Regions from separate parts of the Homo sapiens genome. Here region 1 is linked to region 2. The links are chromatin contacts, found by Hi-C in ENCODE. All regions are on one chromosome and are shown on one strand. The core of a region is the stretch at or near the end of the contact, and the rest is flanking DNA. Distances in the headings are between cores, read along the strand shown.

The links. Hi-C counts contacts between places; a loop is a spot of excess contacts on that map. Pooled maps may share reads with other maps.
Region 1: a loop to region 2 is called in a map of CD8-positive, alpha-beta T cell, with 13 times the contacts of the local background. The contact joins the promoter of MCTS1 here to the promoter of PGRMC1 in region 2. A Hi-C loop is called at or near these places in 2 of 168 maps with a recorded cell type or tissue (CD4-positive, alpha-beta memory T cell and CD8-positive, alpha-beta T cell) and 4 of 50 pooled maps.

The regions. Positions count from the first base shown.
Region 1 is chrX:120,602,753-120,605,452 of GRCh38, reverse strand. It overlaps MCTS1 (MCTS1 re-initiation and release factor), which reads right to left and starts at 1,352. Exons shown (of 6, transcript NM_014060.3): 1 at 1,206-1,352; 2 at 1-46. The coding sequence starts at 1,216.
Region 2 is chrX:119,235,031-119,237,741 of GRCh38, reverse strand. PGRMC1 (progesterone receptor membrane component 1) reads right to left here and starts at 1,457. Exons shown (of 3, transcript NM_006667.5): 1 at 1,051-1,457. The coding sequence starts at 1,378. It also overlaps the pseudogene NUDT19P6. RefSeq lists silencers at 845-994, 1,395-1,654, 1,685-1,734.

The DNA of each region.
Region 1 (2,700 bases), core at 103-2,602, 1.4 Mb before region 2:
AGTTTTCAACTGGATGCAGTTGGACACATTTTCTTTTTCATCAAATCTGCCAAGTAATTTTTGCAAGAAAAGAAAAGGCATTTCTAAGTAGAGGTATCAGAATACCTAAAGGTACTGTTCTAATTAGTCATTTATTCCCAACCAAGTATTTAGATACTTAATTATGAAATAAATTGTTCTTTTAAAAAAAAATACCATCTCCCTTTTACTCTGTCCAGCACAAAACCAATGTCTTAATACAATATTGAAATAAACTGTCAAGTATACAGCAATTAGCTGGGGTTAGGGGGAGGAATATGAGACATACTTTGCACCATAATCTGTAATTAGCTACACAAATGCCTTTCCTGGAAAATCTTATTCAATTCTACCCAGGAAGAAACACAGGCTCCCACCAATAATAAAACCTGAGATCAGAAAACAAAACCCTCAATTCTTGAGATACAAAAGACCAACCCAAGCATAACATAGAAAATCGGCCCCTGCTAGGCTATGTAATCTGCTGAGATTTTTTTTAAGTGATGATAATAATGATTTCTAAGATCCCTATTCGTTTTTGCTCAAAATTTCATGCACAAAACCCACCTTCCTTTGCCCATGTTCCCCCTTTGCTTTTTGCGTCTACCAAATCTGGAAGGCAAACCCACTAGTAGGTTCCCAAGGAATTTTTGTCTTCCTTACACTGAATAGCCTATGGGGCAATCGTTATTTTCAAGGCAAGGTTAATCTGGCAGCTAGGCAATAGGCATGACAGGCCGCTTGCTTCCTGTCACCCAGACTCCTTCACTCCCATGACCCAGGAAGTCAAGCCTTCCTTTATTCAGTTCATAACTAATAAACATATGGCAGTGAGCGCAGGGCTCCCCTCTCAGCTACAGAGAATATGCCTCTAAATCACAGTGCACGGATGTGATTGGTAGAACCCTAGGAATGGAGACAGAATTGGGGGAGGGGGCAAAAGAGAAAGAGGGGTAAGGAGAAAAAACAATGGGAGTGGAGGGACTGAAACCCAATTAAGGACTACGGATGGAAAGCTTAAAGAAGTGTTCAAGTTGGGAGTGAGAGCATAGTACTATAGAAAACCTTAGGGAGTCAGGATGGCAGGGGCGGGGGAGAGAGAAAGAGGATCTTAGCTCTCGCCCTCTTCCCCACCCCCACCCCACCGCCTTTGTGAGCAGCCGATGGAGGCCACAGCATGTCCTTACTTCTTGAACATGATCCAAGGTGAAGGGGGCGACGATAGGGAAGGGCCCGGAATGGGAAAGAAATTGAATTTGCAGGGGTCCGGCAGATCCCCTCACACGAGGAAGGCCGGCACTGACAGTCGGAGCTGTAGTCGTTATCCGGAAAACGAGAGCCAGCCGCGCTTTACGGCTCTCAGTCAAATCTGACTACTTCCGCTCCTCTGGACTCCACGTAGGCGCTTTTGCCGGCTCCTTTTAGGCAACCGGTTCCTCAGCAGTTGGAGGTAGCTGAAAGGGCGGGACTTGAGAGGGAAGAAGTGATAGAGCAATTGCAGGAAGAGAAGAATGGAGGGGGCGGAGAATCAATCAAAGTAGCATTTATGGCACTTGCGTCAGTTACGGGTTCCTCAAAGGGTCAAGATTCTTCCGTGCTTCGTTGCTACCTATCGTCAAAGTAAACGATTTTTTTAGAGGGAATGGTTTCTGTCCTGTCTGAGGCAACCGAATGGATTGGTGCTTACCTACCAGCATGAATCCAGGCAACCCTCATGGCTTCATGTTAAAGTGCTGGTAGGATTGCCAGGTTTAGCAAATGAAAATACAGGATGCCTATTTAAATTTGCATTTCAGGTAAACAATGAATATTTGTTTTAGTGTAAGTATACCTCATTAATATTTTGGATATACTTACACTAAAAATATACAGCGCTTGTTTAGCTGAATTTAATTGAGCATCCTGTTTTTTATCTTATAACCTTATTCACTGGCAACCGTACGATGCTCCCAAAGTTTTTTGCGGGTTTTTATTGAGACAGGGCCTCACTCTTGCCCAGGCTTGAATGCGGTGGTGCTATCATGGCTCACTTGCAGCCTCTACCTCCTTGGCTCAAGGGATCTTCCCACTTCAGCCTCCCAAGTAGCATGGACTACAGGCACACACCATCATGCCCGGTTAATTTTTTTATTTTTATTATTATTATTATTATTGTAGAGACGGGGTCTATGTTGCTCAGGCTGGTTGCAAAGTCCTGGGCTCAAGCAGTCCTCCCACCTTGGCATCCCAAAGTGCTGGGGTTACAAGCGTGAATGACTGTGCTCCCGTAGAATAATTCCCATAGAATTATTACAGAAGGTAATCTGATTTAAGAGATAATAGCTAAAGAGACATGTTTTACTTATGTAATTTTTTTAAAAATAAAGCTGATAGAGAAACAAAATTATGCCAATCAAGAGTTTCACTTTGTTTTTTGTTTTAGAGACAGCATCTCACTCTGTCACCTAGGCTGGAGTGCAGTGGCATGATCACGGTTCATTGGAGTTGCAACTTCCCAGGCTCAAGTGACCCTCCCGCCTCAGCCTCCGGAGTAGTTGGTACTACAGGCATGCACTACCACACCTGGCGAATTTTAATTTTTTGTAGAGACAGGCAGGGTCTCACTAAGTTGCCCAGACTGATCTTGAACTCCTGGCCTCGAGCAATTCCCCGAACTCAGCCTCCCGAAGTGTTGGGATTACA
Region 2 (2,711 bases), core at 208-2,707:
GCAGCAGTCATCCATTCTTCATTTCCCTCTGGTTGGCTTTTCCTGATATCCCCCCACCCAGCAGTCTTCTTAGCTCTACTCCTTTTGTTTCTTGGTATCCTCCCACTTCTCCCTCCCTCCATTTTAATTTTTCTTGGCTTCTAATCCTTTCTCTCCTGCTATAGACTAAATACCATATTACCTTAAAAGCTTGCCACGTTACCATTGTCCACCATATTCAGCCTTTATTCCTCCCTCAAACAGCCCCCTTCCTCCTTGTTCACCTTCCAGCCTTTCCCCATCTGCCACACACAGCACAAGCGCACACAGACCAAACACATGCCACACACATACCTGACGCATGACCCATTTCAAGCGCGCATGCACACACCACACACACACACCCCTGATAAATCACATACACTAAACACGCACACACCGCGCATGCACACACCACGAGTGCACACACACATCACTATCCACCGGGCACAAAGCTTTTACCTGCTGCTAATCCCGTCTCGGCGTTTTCTCCCACACCCTCATATTTCAAACCTACTCCCGGTGTCATTGGCCTTCCCGTCTTCTCTAGGTCTGGACCTTTTCTCACTCTCGCCCTCCCCCATGCCTCCCTCGGAACACCCTCATTTCCTTCCTAGAACCCGACACTACCCCCTCCTCCTTCCAGGAATCCCCAAGCCCAGGACCTTCGAAAACTACCCCAACAGCCTGGGCTTTGATGTGTCCCCCCTCAACGCCTTCGAGCTTCGTGGTCCCACCCACCCCCGGCTTAAGCGCCTCAGCCTTCTTTCTCTAACCCCCTCCCAGCGCTGTCAGCGCGGGCCGGGGATCCGCGTCCCTGACTGGCCCGCAGCCCCTCTAGAGCGCCTCTTGTTCCCTGCCCGCCCCGGGAGCCTCCCGGCTCTCCGCCTGCCCGCCTACCCGCCTACCCTAGCTCGCCGCCATTCCTCCCTCCACTCAGGGGCGCCCCGCTCCCGCCTCGCCTCTCTCCCGCCCAGCCCCGTGCCGGGGCCCCCTTCTTTTGTCTCCAAGCCCCCCTCGCCGGCCGCGTACCGGGCCCGTAGAATTTGCGGCCTTTGGTCACATCGAACACCTTGCCGTTGATGGCCATGAGTATGCGCGGGTCCTGGACGCCGTCGAAGCGCCGCAGCTCGGCGGGGGTGAAGTCGCGCCGCTTGAGGCGGGGCAGAGGGGGCGGCTCGTCGTCGTCGCTGTCGCCGCTGGCCGCCGGCTGGTCCCCGCGCACGATCTTGTAGAGCAGGAAGATGCAGAGGCCAAGCAGCAGCAGGTTGAGCGGCGACGTGAAAATCTCATGCAGCAGCCCGCCGCTCTCCAGATCGCTTGGGTCGGCGCCAGTCGCCACCACATCCTCGGCAGCCATGATCTCTGGAGTAAAGGTTGGGCCGCGCTAGGCAGGGATCCGGAACTCGCCACTTTCTCCTCCCTCTGAGCGAGCGAGTGGCGCGCGGGGTTCGGCGGCGGCCAAAGACTAGCCGGGGAGGAGGCGGGGCCTGAGGGGCGGAGCCTCCAAGCCCCGCCTCCCCCGAGGCCACCTAAGCGCCCCGCCCTGCTCGGTCCCGCCCCGCAGCCCTCAGGCCCCCTCCAAAGCCTCTAGAGTCCGGCGCCGCTCCCCCGCGGCCGCGCGGTGCCCCCCTCAGTTCTACCTGGGAGGCCCCAGCCCAGCCTCACGCCATCCTCGCGCCATCCTATAGCTGAGCGCGACGCACGCGCTGCCCTCCTCTGAACCCCTTTTTTGCTCCTCGCAGACCGACCCGTTGGGAGGGCCTCGGCATTGCCGGGCTCTGTGCGAGCGCCCCTCCGCCACCTGATGCGCGCCAGACACCGACTCCCTTTCTGTTGCTGCAGGCTTTTCCCTGCCTCCCATTCTGAAGCCCCTCATCTTCCCCCTGCCGTTCCCGGGCCCTCCAAGCTGTCTTAGGAGACAGGAAACTCATTCTTCGAACTCCATTTTCTATGTTAGAGCCCTACACGACTCATTTTCACCTTGGGAACCCCCATTCGCTCTCCTTGATGGCCCTTCCCCAATTCTCCCCCAGATGCTGTGGGACCGACACCCCCGGGATTGCTAAAGTCAGTGCACAACTCTCCCTATTATCTGGGGAAACGAATCTGATCGCCCAGTTAACTTTGGGTTTGTTCTCCGAAAAACCCTTTTGCAATTACTGATTTGCTCAGTCACCAGGCATTAACAAGCAACGTTCTCTTGTTGCTCTTTTTTCCCCCCTCAGAATAATGTGAAAGTTTCTTTGTTTGGCAGCGTTCTTCTATTTGGAGTCTGTCAGGCTACCCTTGGCAGTCACAATAACCCTGAGCTGGAGCCCAGACAAAGGCGGGAGTTTGGAAGGATCCTAGGCCTGGTCCCTTCCTTTCCTAGGTATTTCATCCGGCCTTTGATGTGCTAACAGGCTGCACAGAAGCAGACCTCCACGGAGGAAGGGGTTGCCTCGTCCTAATCTGGCCCTTTTTCTGGTGGCGGGGGGAGGGGAGGAGAAGAAAGGATAGAGAGGGAAACAAATAATTAAAACCAAGCCGTGCACACATCTGCAGCCCAGAGCAGTACTTTTCCACCAAGTGTTCTGTTGGCTTGCACATAACTTACTCCTCCTCCCAACACGCAAGAGACTTGAGTAAAGATTGGCTTCCTACCTCAGAATTCTAAAAATTTCTGGCAAAAACTGCTTCCATCCCTGCCC